2 separate regions of the Mus musculus genome follow, and region 2 is linked to region 1. Evidence: chromatin contacts called from ENCODE POLR2A ChIA-PET data. All regions are on one chromosome and are shown on one strand. The core of a region is the stretch at or near the end of the contact, and the rest is flanking DNA. Distances in the headings are between cores, read along the strand shown. Region 1 holds the start of Eloa (elongin A). Region 2 overlaps Id3 (inhibitor of DNA binding 3).

What was found. ChIA-PET counts read pairs that join two places held with the same protein, here RNA polymerase II (POLR2A).
Region 2: POLR2A ChIA-PET joins it to region 1 with 15 read pairs in Patski. The contact joins the enhancer-like site here to the promoter of Eloa in region 1. POLR2A ChIA-PET finds 5 or more read pairs at or near these places in 3 of 5 experiments (Patski and embryonic stem cell).

What each region holds. Positions count from the first base shown.
Region 1 is chr4:136,016,362-136,023,797 of GRCm38, forward strand. It overlaps Eloa (elongin A), which reads right to left and starts at 5,288. Exons shown (of 11, transcript NM_013736.4): 1 at 5,190-5,288. The coding sequence starts at 5,264.
Region 2 is chr4:136,144,597-136,151,782 of GRCm38, forward strand. Id3 (inhibitor of DNA binding 3) reads left to right here. Exons shown (of 3, transcript NM_008321.2): 3 at 284-796. Among named protein-coding and RNA genes, the nearest start is that of Id3, 4.4 kb to the left of the region's middle. Within about 2 kb of position 3,200, at least 1 of the 3 ENCODE cell types and tissues checked has a DNase peak (open chromatin) inside an H3K27ac peak, as active enhancers do.

The DNA.
Region 1 (7,436 bases), core at 4,038-6,537:
TCAGTAACCTCCCTGAACCTTAATTACTTCATCTGCAAATCAAAACTAGTCTCCATGTGCTGCAAGCTGTGAGGATTCATTGGGACAAACCATGTGCAGTGCTTAGTCACGGTGTCTGCAACACCATAAAGGTTAAACATGCTCCTCCCTAATCATCTCACTCATCAGCCAACACTCTTTCCATGTCCTACCCTGGATCCTGGACCAGACACTGCTCAGACAATCCCTACTTACGGAATTTCCAATGGATATCAGGATTGCTAAGCCTTTTTCTAAGAATGGGTAAGTGCATATAAACACTTTCCATACAGGGAGTGTGGTCAGGTACACCAGTGTAAAACAGATAACTGAGCCAGCTGTGGTAGTATATATACCCTTGTAACCAACCCTAGCACACAAAGTCTGATGCTAGCCTGAGCTACATATTGAGTAAATCCTCACTCAAAAGCAAAAACAGGGGCCTGGAAAGATGGCTTAGAGGTTTAAGAACACTGGCTGCTCTTCCAGACATCCTGAGTTCAATTCCCAGCAACCGCATGGTGGCTCTCAACCATCTGTAATGGGACCTGATACCCTCTCCTGGTGTGTCTGAAGACAGTGACAATGAACTCATAAATAAATCTTTAAAAAAAAAAAAAAAGAACAGTTGTTGCTCTTCCAGAGAATCCAAGTTCAGTTCCCAGCACCATCTGGCACGTCACAGCCACCTGTTACGCCAGCTTTAGAGCACCTGATGCCCTCTGCTGGCTTCCGGGGGCACCCACATACATGTGTATAAATCAACAGGAGATTGAACCTATTTGGTTATATGCATATAGAACACATATATGCACAACTATTTCAATTTTCTTGTTTTCTTTTTCGAGACAGGGTTTCTCTGTATAGCCCTACTGTCCTGGAACTCACTTTATAGACCAGGTTGGCCTTGAACTCAGAAATCTGCCTGCCTCTGCCTCCCGAGTGCTGGGATTAAAGGCGGGCACCACCACCGCCCGGCTATTTCAATTTTTAAAGAGTCAAAACAGGGGCTGGAGAGATGGCTTAGCGGTTAGAAAAAAAAGCACTGACTACTCTTCCAGAAGTCCTGAGTTCAAATCCCTGCAACCACATAGTGGCTCACAACCATCCATAACAAGACCTGGCTTCCTTGTCTAAAGACAGATACACTGTACTTACATATAATAAATAAATCTTTTTCTAAAAAACAAAAAAAAAAAACAAAAAAAAAAAAACCAAAAAAACAGGGCTCAAGAGATGGCCCAGTGGTTAAGATCACTGGCTACTCTTGCAGAGGACCTGGGTTCAGTTCCCAGAACCCATATGGCAGTTCACAGCTGTCTGTAAGCCCAGTTCTCCATGACTCAGTGCCCTCTTCTGGCTTCCATGGGCATCAGGCATGCATCTTGTGAACATACATATATGCAGGTAAAACTCATACACATAAAAAATAAAAATGAACCTTAAAAAAAAAAAAAACCCAACATAAGCCGGGCGTGGTGGCACACGCCTTTAATCCCAGCACTTGGGAGGCAGAGGCAGGCGAATTTCTGAGTTCAAGGCCAGCCTGGTCTACAGAGTGAGTTCCAGGACAGCCAGGGCTACACAGAGAAACCCTGTCTCAAAAAAACAAAAACAAACAAACAGAAAAACCATAAAACAAAATAGATAACTATCTGCCTTTTTTTTTTTTTTTTTTTTTTTTTTGGTTTTTCGAGACAGGGTTTCTCTGTATAGCCCTGGCTGTCCTGGAACTCACTCTGTAGACCAGGCTGTCCTCGAACTCAGAAATCCGCCTGCCTCTGCCTCCCGAGTGCTGGGATTAAAGGCATGCGCCACCACGCCTGGCTCTACCTTCATTTTTAAATATTAGACAGCAAGACTTGTTTTTATAGTCCAGGCTGTAATCGGTCATATTACTACAAGGTGGAGCAACAAGTATGTTTTTCTGGTCATTTTACTCCCATAATTACTTAACATTGTCTCTAGGCAGAGCAATTGAATCACAGGTGACAATCTTGTTTGACTGGGTATAAGAGGCCCAGTGGTGTATCTGGGGAATATGAAACTTAATGAAGTAAAAATTATACTTAAACTCTCCACTTCCTCTATGATCCAACTTAGGAAACATTATGCAAAGGTTAAGGCTAATAACATTTTCTCAAAGGGAAATCTGGAGTTACTGGAAAGAGTTAAAATGGGTGGTTCTCCTATAATGGTGGTCCCTGGAGAAGGGGACTCCCCCCCCCCCCCATTTGGTTTTTCGAGACAGGGTTTCTCTGTGTAGCCCTGGCTGTCCTAGAACTCACTCTGTAAACCAGGCTGACCTCAAACTCAGAAATTCGCCTGCCTCTGCATCCCAAGTGTTGGGATTAAAGGCGTAGGCCACCACTGCCCAGCCCAAGAAGGGGACATTTATATGCCATCCACCATGTGCCCGGAATCATGGTAAGTTTGTCTTATTTGACCCTGTCTAGTGGGTATTGTTCTCCTATTTTGCTGACATTGAACCTGGGTCTAGGGTTGTTCCATACTTGCCTAAAAAGCCAAGAAACTAATATCACTGTCCTTAAAAGGAGAGACACAGACACCTAACTCATGCCCAGAGTATTTCACAGGAAAGAAGAAAGCAGGTACTCTTTCTCAGCACCATGCTACTTGACAGCTTACAGTTCATGTGGCAAAGGTCACAAAACACAATTACAGGACCACTACATAGCCAAGAGAGAGAAATGGAGTCAGAAGTCAAAGAGGATGTGTTGATCTCAAGGCTTTGTACAGACTGGCAAAGTGAGTATTGCCTGTGGCCTACCTTTGGTCTAGCAGACACAATGAAAACTCTTGAGATGTTCAAGCTGATTTAGCCCAATATAAGAGAAAAAGACTTCACCATCCCCAGTTTTCAGTCAGTGACTTCCAAGAATGAAGCAACAACAAGCAGAGAGGACTATGGATATCCTCAAGTAGATGGAAACCAGCGCTGTCAACCCAACGTAGCCCAGCAAAAACTGGTAGCAGATGACAGAAATAACAAAAGTTTACACAGTCCCATACATAGGAATCTTGGGTTCTCCACTTCCAGTCTTAGAGCTAACCAGTTCCCAGCAGTGACCCCCTCATTCTCCACCTACCACCAATCTATGGGCTTCATAGTTTTTACACTCAAAACCTGATAAAGGACTGCTAACTTTATCTGTCATGAAAATTGTTTCCAATCCAGTGATAGGAGCAAAAGCTAAGTCATCTCCCAGTAAGGTCTCTAACAAGTGAGCCTAGAGGCTAGATGAAGGCAGAGTGAATACATAGTTAATTTACACTTAAAACACCAAAATCCAATAGCAGGAATCCCAAAAACACAGGTGTGGAATCAGCCTTTTGGCTAATAATGGTCTGGAAGCAAGATTTGGTTGCAAATTCAATACTGCTCTATAATCATCTTGCCACTTCACAAACCTGTGAGAGCTTGCTATGTTAAAAGGAGGTTGGAAAGCCAGCGTGCAGGCTTGCAATTTTCTCTTTGCAGTCAGCGTGTTTCTGAATATCAACGTTTCAGGTCCTTTGCACAGGGGTCTCTCAACAGTTTCCTCACCTCTCTCTTCACAACACATTCAGTTCTCCCTCCCCAGTGGGTACAGAAGCCAAGAGCTCACATAGCTGCTACTGAAATACATCCCCAGCCCCAAGGTAATTTTCTCTCTGGGAAATGAAAAGCCAAATTAGGGCTGTCAGAGGTAGAGGCCTTGCCTACTAGTGTTAGCATATGAGTCCCTGCCAATAACACCAAACACAACAACAACAAAAACCACCAAACACCCTTTTAAATAATTATTAGGAGTTTAAGAAAATTTACTTAACCTTTTTCTAACTTGACATTTCATGCACAAATAGACCATTCCAAAATTTAAATTCTAATGGGGGAAAAAAACCCTACAGATATTATATTACATGGAGGATTTTTATTTTTTTTAACCTGATGGCAGAAACAACAAAATGAGGGTGGTTACTTTAAGGTCAGTCACAAATCTTATAGTGTTCAGAAAGACAATCTGGGACTTGGAAATAATGACCATTTATTAGATGCCCACAAAGGGTTATTGTAAAAAGAACTTGTAAATATGTCTGACCAAAGGTCCCCAAGGCCTCCAAAGAAAGTAAAACACAAGACAATTGAAACATTTACGTTTTCGCTGACTTATAACAACAGCTTCTGAAGAAGTGTATCTCTGAGCTAAAGGAGGGTAGTTAAAAAGTGGCCCGGAGGTTGAGAGGTAGTGACCCAACTAGGAACAAGAAGAGTGAATGGGGTCCCTGACTGGAAATTCTGATGGTGATTAACACTTATAAAGAGCACTTGGGTCTAGCTGGTATTTCAGGAAGAAACTAGAGAAGGGACAGGTCGAGCAGAGAACTCCTCCAAAGTCCCGAGCTGGTGCTGGCTAGGAACCTAGATTGCATGTGTAAGTCCGCTCGCTGTCTCCCTCCACCACTTCCTCTTCCACTCAGCTCGCTGGACACTTCACCTTTTAGGAACCTCAGGCCCAGGCTAGAATGCTGACAAGCCATGTCACACCCTTTGGTGTTTTCGGCTAGAGACTACAGTGAAAACGATTCTAATTCCCACCATACCCTCTTCGTAGAGCTCAGAGAAGCCTAGACACCCGGGGGACCGCGAGGGGATACAATGTATTTAAAAAGTAACAGTTTCTAAAAAGGAGCAACAAAGTAGTTAAGTGCAATTAAACATGGTTGCTCATCACAGCCTGGTCCCACCTTCCAGTATGTCAGAGCGGAGTTAACACGCTCACGCCCTCATCCAGGACCCGAGCTCCAGGAGCAGAGCTCGAAAAACCCCAAGGCGTTCCCCGTTTTCTCGGCTAAAGGGCAGGGTACAGCACAGGGGTCCTCGAGCCGCAGGACCCCCAAGCAGCGGACGGAGTCGCTCGGCTGCAACGGGGAAACAGCTGGCGCGGCTGCCCGAACCCCGGGGAGAGCCGCAAGGCCCGGCCGCCCCTCCAGTCCTCAGCCCCCAGCCGGGGTGCGCCCGCCGGCCGCGAACTCCCCACTGCCCCGCGCCGCTCCGTGGGGCCTGGCTCCGGGTCGGAGGAGAACCCCACTGCGCCCTGCCCGCGACCGTTACAGGGCCCGCGCCGCGCCCAACGCCCGCCCGCGCCGCCCGCCCGCCCGCCGCTCACCTTCTTGGGGTCCGGGTTCGCAGCCAGGCGCGCCTGGAGCTTCTCCACAACTTGGAGCGCCGACTCCGCCGCCATCGCTGTCACTGGCGCGGCCTCCTCGCCGGAACTGGGCTCGCGTCGCGTCCTCGGGCCGCAACTCCGCCCTCCGTGAGGGCCCGGCGGAGACGGAAGCGCGAATGGTCCCTTCCGGGCCTCCGCTGGGGGTGTGTGTATGTGTGGAAGGCCTCAGGACCCGCCCCCGCGCCAGACCACGCCCACTATATCACGGCGATCTGTCGAATACAGCACAGGTCACGCCCCCGACACGCCCAACCCAGAGCCACGCAACCAGCCACGCCCCCAAGCCTGTATTCTGCAAGCCAAACTCTGGCTTTAACTCTCACGCACCGCCTTTCCAGTCATACGCTCGTTTTCGCCTAAGGGTGGGTGGAGTCAGTGATCAGGGTCCGACGCGGCTCCAGGGACCCTTGGAGTGGAAGGAAAGAACTGACTCAGGTAAATTATCTGACTTCCACCTGCAAGCTGTGACACACCCTCGCAATAAAAGAAATCGTGTAATTTTAAAGTAACTTAACGGTATTGTAATTTTGGGAAAGCAATCCAGGCTGTCTGGTTTCAAGGCAATTTGAAACACTAGAAATAAAAATAATAACACATTATTAACCACCTTGTCTGCAAAATCAGAGAGCAGCCCCTTTTATTAGACTGTTCATGTGACATTCTTTTCTTTTCTTTCTTTCTTTCCTTTCTTTCTTTCTCTCTTTCTTTTTATTTCTTTTCTCAAAAAGGATTTCTATGTGTAGCCTTGGAGGTCCTGGAACTCACTCTGTAGACGAAGCTAGCCTTAAACTCACAGAGATCCACCTGCCTCTACGTCCTAAGGGCCAGGATTAAAGTTGTATGCCACCACCACCTGGCTCCATTTAAAAATAAATTAAATCATAATGAATAAAAAGTCATAATATATTAAAAACCAAACTGAACTACATGAGATTCTGTCAGAAAAGAGCCGCTGGGCGTGGTGGTGCACGCCTTTAATCCCAGCACTCGGGAGGTAGAGGCAGGAGGATTTCTGAGTTCAAGGCCAGCCTGGTCTACAAAGTGAATTCCAGGACAGCCAGGGCTATACAGAGAAACCCTGTCTCGAAAAACCAAAAAAGAAAAAAAGAAAAGAAAAGAGCCAGGCAGTGGTGATGCATGCCTTTAATCCCAGCACTTGGGAGGCAGAGGCAGGTGGATTTCTGAGTTCAAGGCCAGCCTGGTCTACAGAGGGAGTTCCAGGACAACCAGAGTTACACAGAGAAACCCTGTCTCAAAAAACCTGTATATCCCTGGCTGTCCTGGAACTCACTTTGTAGACCAGGCTGGCCTTGAACTCAGAAATCCACCTGCCTCTGCCTCCCAAGTGCTGGGATTAAAGGTGAATGCCAAAAATAAATCTTTTAAATAAGAAAGAATAAATGTTGAGGCATTGTCTCAGTAGGTAGCCTTGGCTACCCTGGAACTAGTTATATAGCCTGAGCTATATAGCCTTGGCCTGCCTCCAATTCACAACAATCCACCTGCCTCCGCCTCCGCCTCCGCCTCCGCCTCCGCCTCCGCCTCCGCCTCCGCCTCGGAGTGCTTGGATTAAACCAATTGACATCCAGGCCAAAAACCATCCCCCTAAAAATAAAACTTTATAAACATAGAGTCCAGAGAGATGGCTCAGTGGCTAAAGAGCTTACCAGATAATTGGCTGATGGCTGAATTTTATCCTTGGGACCATCCTAAAGGTGGGAGGAGAGAATTGGCTATCCTCTGACCTCTGCACACTCATCCTGGCATTCTGGCACATATGAATCTCTCTCTCTCTCTCTCTCTCTCTCTCTCTCTCTCTCTCTCTCACACACACACACACACACACACACACACACATTAAATGGAATATAAGAAAAGAAGGGAAACAAGAAAGGAATGAAGAAAGAAAGGAGACAAGTGCTGTCGTGGTGGTGCACGCCTGTAATCCCAACACTCGGGAGGCAGAGGCAGGCAGATTTCTGAGTTCGAGGCCAGCCTGGTCTACAGAGTGAATTCCAGGACAGCCAGGGCTATACAGAGAAACCCTGTGTCGGAAAGAAAGAAAGGAAGAAAGAAAGAAAGGAAGGAAGGAAGGAAGAAAGAAAGAAAGAAAGAAAGAAAGAAAGAAAGAAAGAAAGAAAGAGAGAGAGGAAGGAAGAAGACAAACTGTCTAGTTAAGAAGGAATA
Region 2 (7,186 bases), core at 1,950-4,449, 130 kb after region 1:
AGCCCAGGGCAAGTGGGCGCGCGGGTCGCACCAAATGAGCCTTGGAGTAAAGGAAGCCCTCCCCCCTTTCCACTAGTGTTATTTCTAAGCGGGAGGGGGAGTGGTGACTCCGCCTGTGGTCCTTTGGCGCCAACTGGGTGGAGGCAGTGTGGGGAGCGGAGTTATCAGCTGGAGGTAGAGACCGAGTTTCCTCCCTGGCGCCGGCCAGTCTGCGGCATCCTCCGCCTGGGCGCGCTCGGCGGAAACTGACGGCTCCCTCGCTCTTCTCTCCTCCCCCGCCCAGAACGCAGGTGCTGGCGCCCGTTCCGCTTGGGACCCTGGGACTCTGGGACCCTCTCTCCAGCCGGAAGCCTGAGGGCATGGATGAGCTTCGATCTTAACCCAGCCCTCTTCACTTACCCTGAACTCAACGCCTCGAGGCTGGACCTGGAGCCCGAGAGAAGGACTGAACTTGGGTGGCCTGAAGAGCTAGCACACGCTGGTCAGCAGCTGGGCAACGTCACTCTGTCCCCACCCTGACTCAAGTCTAAAAGACTGGCTTTTCCGAGAATGGGGTGTCGAGAGGGTGTGGGGGGATGCGAGTGGCTGCCCTGCGCACTCTGCCAAGGCAGCATAAGAGCTGTTCTTCTGGTTTCCTTGGAGAAAAGCTCTGCTGCCCTGATTATGAACTCTATAATAGAGTATATAGCTTTTGTACCTTTTTTACAGGAAGGTGACTTTCTGTAATCATGTGATGTATATTAAACTTTTTATAAAAGTTAACATTTTGCATAATAAACCATTTTTGAACACTTTGTGTATGACATCTTGCGCCACCTCCTAGGAGCTTGGGGCGGGCAGATTTGCATACCCTTTTAGGGACGAGAAAGTTCCCAGCTGAAGCTGAGGGCTAGGGTGGCTTGGTTAGTAGGAAGGGCTGGGGTTGGGAATCCCCAAAAACATTGGAGGTTGAAAGCAAGGATCTATGATCCTACTCTCAATTACAGGAGCCTCTCCTACAGCCGGCAAGTCTGAGACCGAATCTTTTTATTTCTTCAATTCCTTGAAACTTGGCAGCAGCTCTTAGATGGATGCCGCAAATGATTGGGCGAACCTTCCTGGCGGCTCGGGGTCAAGTGTGGGGATGAACTATTTCGTATTTAAATAAACTGCCTCCATTAACTTCATGCTTTCTGGTCTGCCTTCCCCCCAGACTTCCAAACTTGGAGAAAGGAACCCTGCGGGTGAGGTGGGGGGTATAGTGATTTGTACTTTAATCCCAGCACTCATGAGGCAGAGGCACACAATCTCTTGAGTTTGAAACCTGGAACTCACTATATATATATTGCTATGTATAGTGAGTTCCAGGATGGTCAGCTACGCGGGAAGACCCTGTATATAGGAAAACCAAACCCAGGGTCTTGCCTCAGGTCTGCAGCCACTTTTCAGGGTGTAGGCTTGCTGGGAAACTCAAGTTCCCTTAATGTTTGGTAAACTTTGACCTGGGGTTTGAGAATAATGAGTATAGTATTGCGGTTGGCAGGAAAGGGACCTTAGACTGGCCATTTCTGGGGCAGGCCTGGGAGTTGGGTAAAAGGCAAGGTGGCAACCCATGCCCCATCTCTCCACCCCAACATGGTTCCTCCCCAGGTGGGCTGCATCAGGCCCCCATCGTCACAGGATTCCTATTTATATGATCTCATCTGTGTCGGCCTTGGCATGTGCTACTTGTATTTCATAACAAACATTTCATTACCCTTTGTGCATTAACCATAGTGAGCTTTCTGGGGTGAAACAGGGTCGTGGCAGAAGGGGAGGAGAGGGGAGCAACCTCCTTGCCAGTTGTCCTTCCAGTCTGATTAATGGTTTTTAACCTGTCTGGTTTCTTCTGATGAACCAATGGGAGATATGACCATCTTTCAGAAATCACACATGAAATTTCGCAGAATAATGGCAGGCCCCCCACCTCTGGAGGTCCTGTTTCTACATAAGAAAACTTTTGCCTTAAATTTAATACTCTAGTGACATCCATCTTGGACTGTGTGTTAAGGTATGCTGTGTTCTCTGAAGAGAGCCCGTCAAACATGACAATCCTGCATCGGCTGAATACAGCAGGCTACAGGCTATGCCTCCAGCGAGCCAGTTTCCACATTCGTACCAGGTGACAGTTCTGAGGGGGTCTGCCTTCTGTTCACTTAGAGGTTATGACCAAGGAGGGATTGAAAGCTTTAGTGGAGCAAGCCGCTTCTCTCTGAGCCCAGCTGCCTCCAAGGACTGAAGATAATGATGGGAAACTTCTTTGAAATGCATCACACACCTACGAGGCATTATTAAGCTAATTCCAAGGAAATTGCTTGTCAGGACTCCCAGGGCTGAGCAGTTCAGGTGGCCCGGACAAAAGCTTAGACCATCTAGCCAATCCATTAGTCATTAGAAACTGAAAGCACTTTAGCCCTAGGTCAGAAACCTCTGAGTTAGTCTGCTGTTGTAATCATTTATGGGCGTGCCTACCAGGTGCCCCGGTCCATTTCATTACATCCTAATCTTTTTTTCTAATCAGCAAGGTGTGTACCTTGAATAAGTTGATCAAGGTCACAGCAAGGAAGTGGGAGAAGGTATTTAGGAAAGCCAGCTTCCTGTAGAATCTAAGTCTGGGTTCTCATTCTCTACTTTAGACAGCTTTCCCGAGTCAACGGCTTCGTGAATGGGGCACAAATTAGAAGCCCAGTAAGAGCTTGTTGGGGGAAAAAAAAAAAAAAAAAAAAAAAAAGAAAAACAAAACAAATCTTAGTTCTGCATGAAATGGGATGATAGTACATCCCTTAAAATTGTATGGTTCGGATATAAAAGACCACACGTGAAATATTTTCCTGGCTCTCTTTGAACTATGCAATTTAGAGGCCCTAACTGATCTCGAAGCTCTGAAGCACACACACGCTTGCACGCACACACATATATGTTAGCACATGGCCACATATTTCTAAGTGACAAAGCAGGGATTCAAATTCATGTCTGCGACACATGGTAATGGTGGCCTTCCAAGAAGGCAGTGCACCACCTTAGTACACAGAACGGGACGCTCCTCCTCAATTTTAAGTCTTCCGAGTAGTTACGGCAGTCCGTGGTTACCACTCTTTCCCAGGGCCCCCACCCTCACCCCCCGGCTGCACCCTTAAAACTTCTCTCTCTGGCTTTCCCGCAAAACTGCAGCTCTACCCACTAGCCCGCCTCCAGGCAAGAAGCGGCTCCGCGGCGCCAGGGCCGGGCCGATTCTCGGCCCACGTGGCCCAGTGGCTGGGAAGGCGGAGCTCCGGGCCCCGCCTCCCTGCTCGGCCCCGCCCCCGGCCCGCTGCCCGCGCTCCCCCGCCCCCCGCGGGCCCTGAGGGCCGCTCGCAGGTGTTCGCTGGCGCCCGGATGTCTGAGCTCTGGCTCCACTCTGGCTCCGGCTCCCTCCGCAGCCTGCGGGCGGGGCTCGCAGCCCATCCGGAGCCTCGCGGCGCCCCCGCTGCTCTGCCAGCAGCAAGGGCTTGCAGCTTCCAACTCGGCCTGGGGGAGCCCACACCCCCCCTCACCCCACACACACACACCGGGCCGAGTCACTGACCCCACTGCTCTCGTGCACACACACACACACACACACACACACACACACACACACATACACACACGACCGAGTCACTGACCCCACTGCTCTCGTGCACACACACACACACACACACACACACACACACACACACATACACACCCGGCCGAGTCACTGACCCCACTGCTCTCGTGCACACACACACACACACACACACATACACACACGACCGAGTCACTGACCCCACTGCTCTCGTGCTGCCCCCATCGGCGCTCAGGCCGCTGCAGCATCAGCCGCACCCCAACTCGGGTTTCCTGACTCGGCCCGGAGGCGGCCTGCATCGCACCCTGCTCCTTCCTTCCTTCATTCTTTCAGGCAGCGCACATTCCTCGGGCGCCTGCGACATGCCCTGCACGAGGCTTTGCCGACCTTCCGAGAGTGGCCTCTGGCCACCAGGCTTCCCTGTCCTCCCTCCCCAACCCCGCCCGAAGCCGGCCGTGACACCCTACTTCATGCCAGAGTTCTCAGATCATTTTCCCTCCAGTTAGGATTCAATCCGAGCCAAGTCTAAGGGGTCGTTGTTGTAATTATGATGGGGGGGGGGGTCAGTCTGCAAGCCCACTGATGGGTCAGAGGGTGGGCCGAACTGGGGTTCCAACTGACTTTGGTAATAGTTTGTGGTCTGACCTCATGGACTAGGTGTGGGGTCAGAATAAGGGCATCCGGAGGCCAAGATTTGGGGGTTGCCTTTGACAAGCTACATAAGGAGGGGCAACTTTCCGTAAGCTCCTCCCCTAGCTCAGAGTTCCATCCCTCCCGGGTGCGGGCTCACCATCACTTTAGCCACCCTTACCTTCCTGCTGGAGACACCTCTCTCCTCACAGGCATCTTGCTATTCTGAGCCAGATGTCACAGGCCGAAGCCTCCTTGGGCCTGAAGCCCTATTGTCAATAGAACCCCATGTTGTCCAAGGTACAAGGGATACCACCCAAGAGCCATGTGTGTTTAGCAGCAAGCTGCTGTCCCTCCCAATACCTTTTCTTACTTGTTCACAAGTCTAAAACCTGTTAGGAATGGAAAGACTCACAGAATTGACATATGTGGCCTGCTCAGAGACATTCAGAGAGTTAGAGGTGAAGACAAGACTCTTAAATTGTGGTGTCATGGGCTGGAGAGATGGTTCAGAGGTTGGGCGCACTGGCTGCTCTTCCAGAGGTCCTGAGTTCAATTTCCAGCAACCACATGGTGGCTCACAACCATTTACAATGGGATCCAATGCTCTCTTCTGGTGTATCTGAAGACAGCTACAGTGTACTCATACGTGAAATGAATTAAAAAAAAAAAAAGTGGTGTCATGTGCCTAGCATCAGGAGGTTGAGCCTGGAGGATCCTGAGTTTAAAGTCAGTCTAGGATATGAAGCAAGAATTAATCTTAAAAATAAAGATAAGCCGGGCAGTGGTGGCGCGCGATTTTAATCCCAGTACTTGAGAGGCAGAGGCAGGTGGATTTCTGAGTTTAAGGCCAGCCTGGTCTATAGAGTGAGTTCCAGGACAGCCAGGGCTACACAGAGAAATCCTGTCTCGAAATAAATAAATAAATAAATAAATAAATAAATAAATAAAAAATAATAAATAAATAAATAAAGATAAGGGGTTGGAGAGGTGGCCCACCGGTTTAAAAAAAAAAAAAAAAAAGACCATCCTGGTTTGCCAGAAAGCCAGAGTTTGGTTCCCAGCACATACTGCCTATCCAGGGATCCAGCGCCCTCTTGTGGCAGCCATGGGCATGAGCACACATATTACACAGATAATGAAAATAAACCTCTAAAATAAACAACAGATAAGTGGAGTCAGCTGTGGCAGTGAATACCTGTTATGCCTATACTTGCAAGACAGAGGTAGAAAGATCAAAAATTCAAGCTGGGGGCTGGAGAGATGGCTCAGCAGTCAAGAGCACTGATTGTTCTTCCAGAGGTCCTGAGTTCAATTCCCAGCACCCACAATGGCAGCTCACGACCATCCATAACTCCAGTTCCAGGGGATCCAACACTCACACACAGTCATTCATTCAGGCAGAACACTAATGCACATAAAACAAACTGTTTTAAAACAAGAACAGCGGACAGGAAAAACTGAATGGTCTAAGTATAAAAGACAAAGTCTGAGTGTAAGAGAGGCAGGAAGATCTCTGAGTTTGACACCAGCCTGGCTCACTGAGTCAGTTCCAGGATAGCCAGGGCTACACAGAGAAACCCTGACTCAAAAAGCTAAAAGAAGAAAAAGAAAACACTTAACCTAGACCTTGTAGATTGGATTCTTCTCCTAGGTCTCTTTCCAACCACAGAGGTGTCCCTCAGCCAGCAGGGGTCGTTATTATTATTCCTGCTTCGGGGATGGGGTGGGCTGGAGTCTCGCCAAGCCAAGGACTTCACCCACAGCTCTTATATAGCAACTGCTAGGGCCTACTGGAGGGCACAGCCCCTCAGAGGCTCTGGAAGAGGGTGGTCAGGAAGGCACTTGTCTTCTGTCCCTGGCCAGCCCCTTCCCTGCCTCCCTTGCCAGGAACAACCAGAGGAAGGGAGACCACAGAGGACCTCAGAGCTGGGAGGGGGGGGAAGGCTGTGAGAACGCTCGCTCAGGCAGCTGAGCTGAGTTCTTATAGACACATGCGGAACTCATTACCCTACATCAAGGTGGTCGCTGGCCAGCTGGCAGTGGATGGGTTTGGGGCTAGAAGTGTGTATTGTAGGGCAAGAGAATGCTTATGGCCCAGCTGAGTCCCCAGGGTCACACAGCCAGCCACTCCATGACCTTGTTCTTACTGAGCCCTGTTTGGTTTGCAGCCTGTGCTCTTTAAAGCACCCCAACAAAAGGCCTCTGTACCCCGTGCCAAGCCCCTCTAGGTTATGTGGGAGACTTGGGGGGCCACCAATACAGACAAATACACTCTCCCCGACTCACACCCTGATCCTCATGTATGGGTCTGCGAGTGCATCCAGATGTGTGACAGGCTTCACTCTTCCAGATCTCTTGGTTGTCTCTAGGGACTTATCCTGGTGGGGGGTCCTACAACCTGCCAATCACCTCCTTCACTGCAGAAGCATCTGCATAGACCAGAACAGCGGGATATTGTTCAAAAGAGCCTATTCGGAGAGCACAGCACCTTACAGTCCAACACAATCTGAAAGAAGGGCGTGTCTCCCTCCCATCTTGCTCCATGAGGTTTCGGGATCCTAAGTAAACCATTGGTGTATACTTGGAGTGACCAGTGTGTTTGTCACCTGCATTGCTTTGGAATTTTTTGCACAGCTTGGAGACCCAGATGAGCAGTAGCCGGTTGACCCTTAACACCGTCCCCAGCATCTTCAAGTAAAAAGGGAAGGAGCTTTGAGCTAAAACTTTAAGACTGGGAAGATGGCTCAGGTAGGAAAGAGCCTTAACACTCACATAAGAAGCTGGTACAACAGCCTATGCCTGTAATATTAGTACCAGGGAAGGAAGAGACAGGAAGACCCTGGGTGTTTACTGGTAAGCCATTCTATACCAGTCCCTGAGTTCCAGGTTCATTGAGAGGCTCTGTCTCAAAATATAAGTTGGTCATCAATGGAAGAAGATGCCTGATTC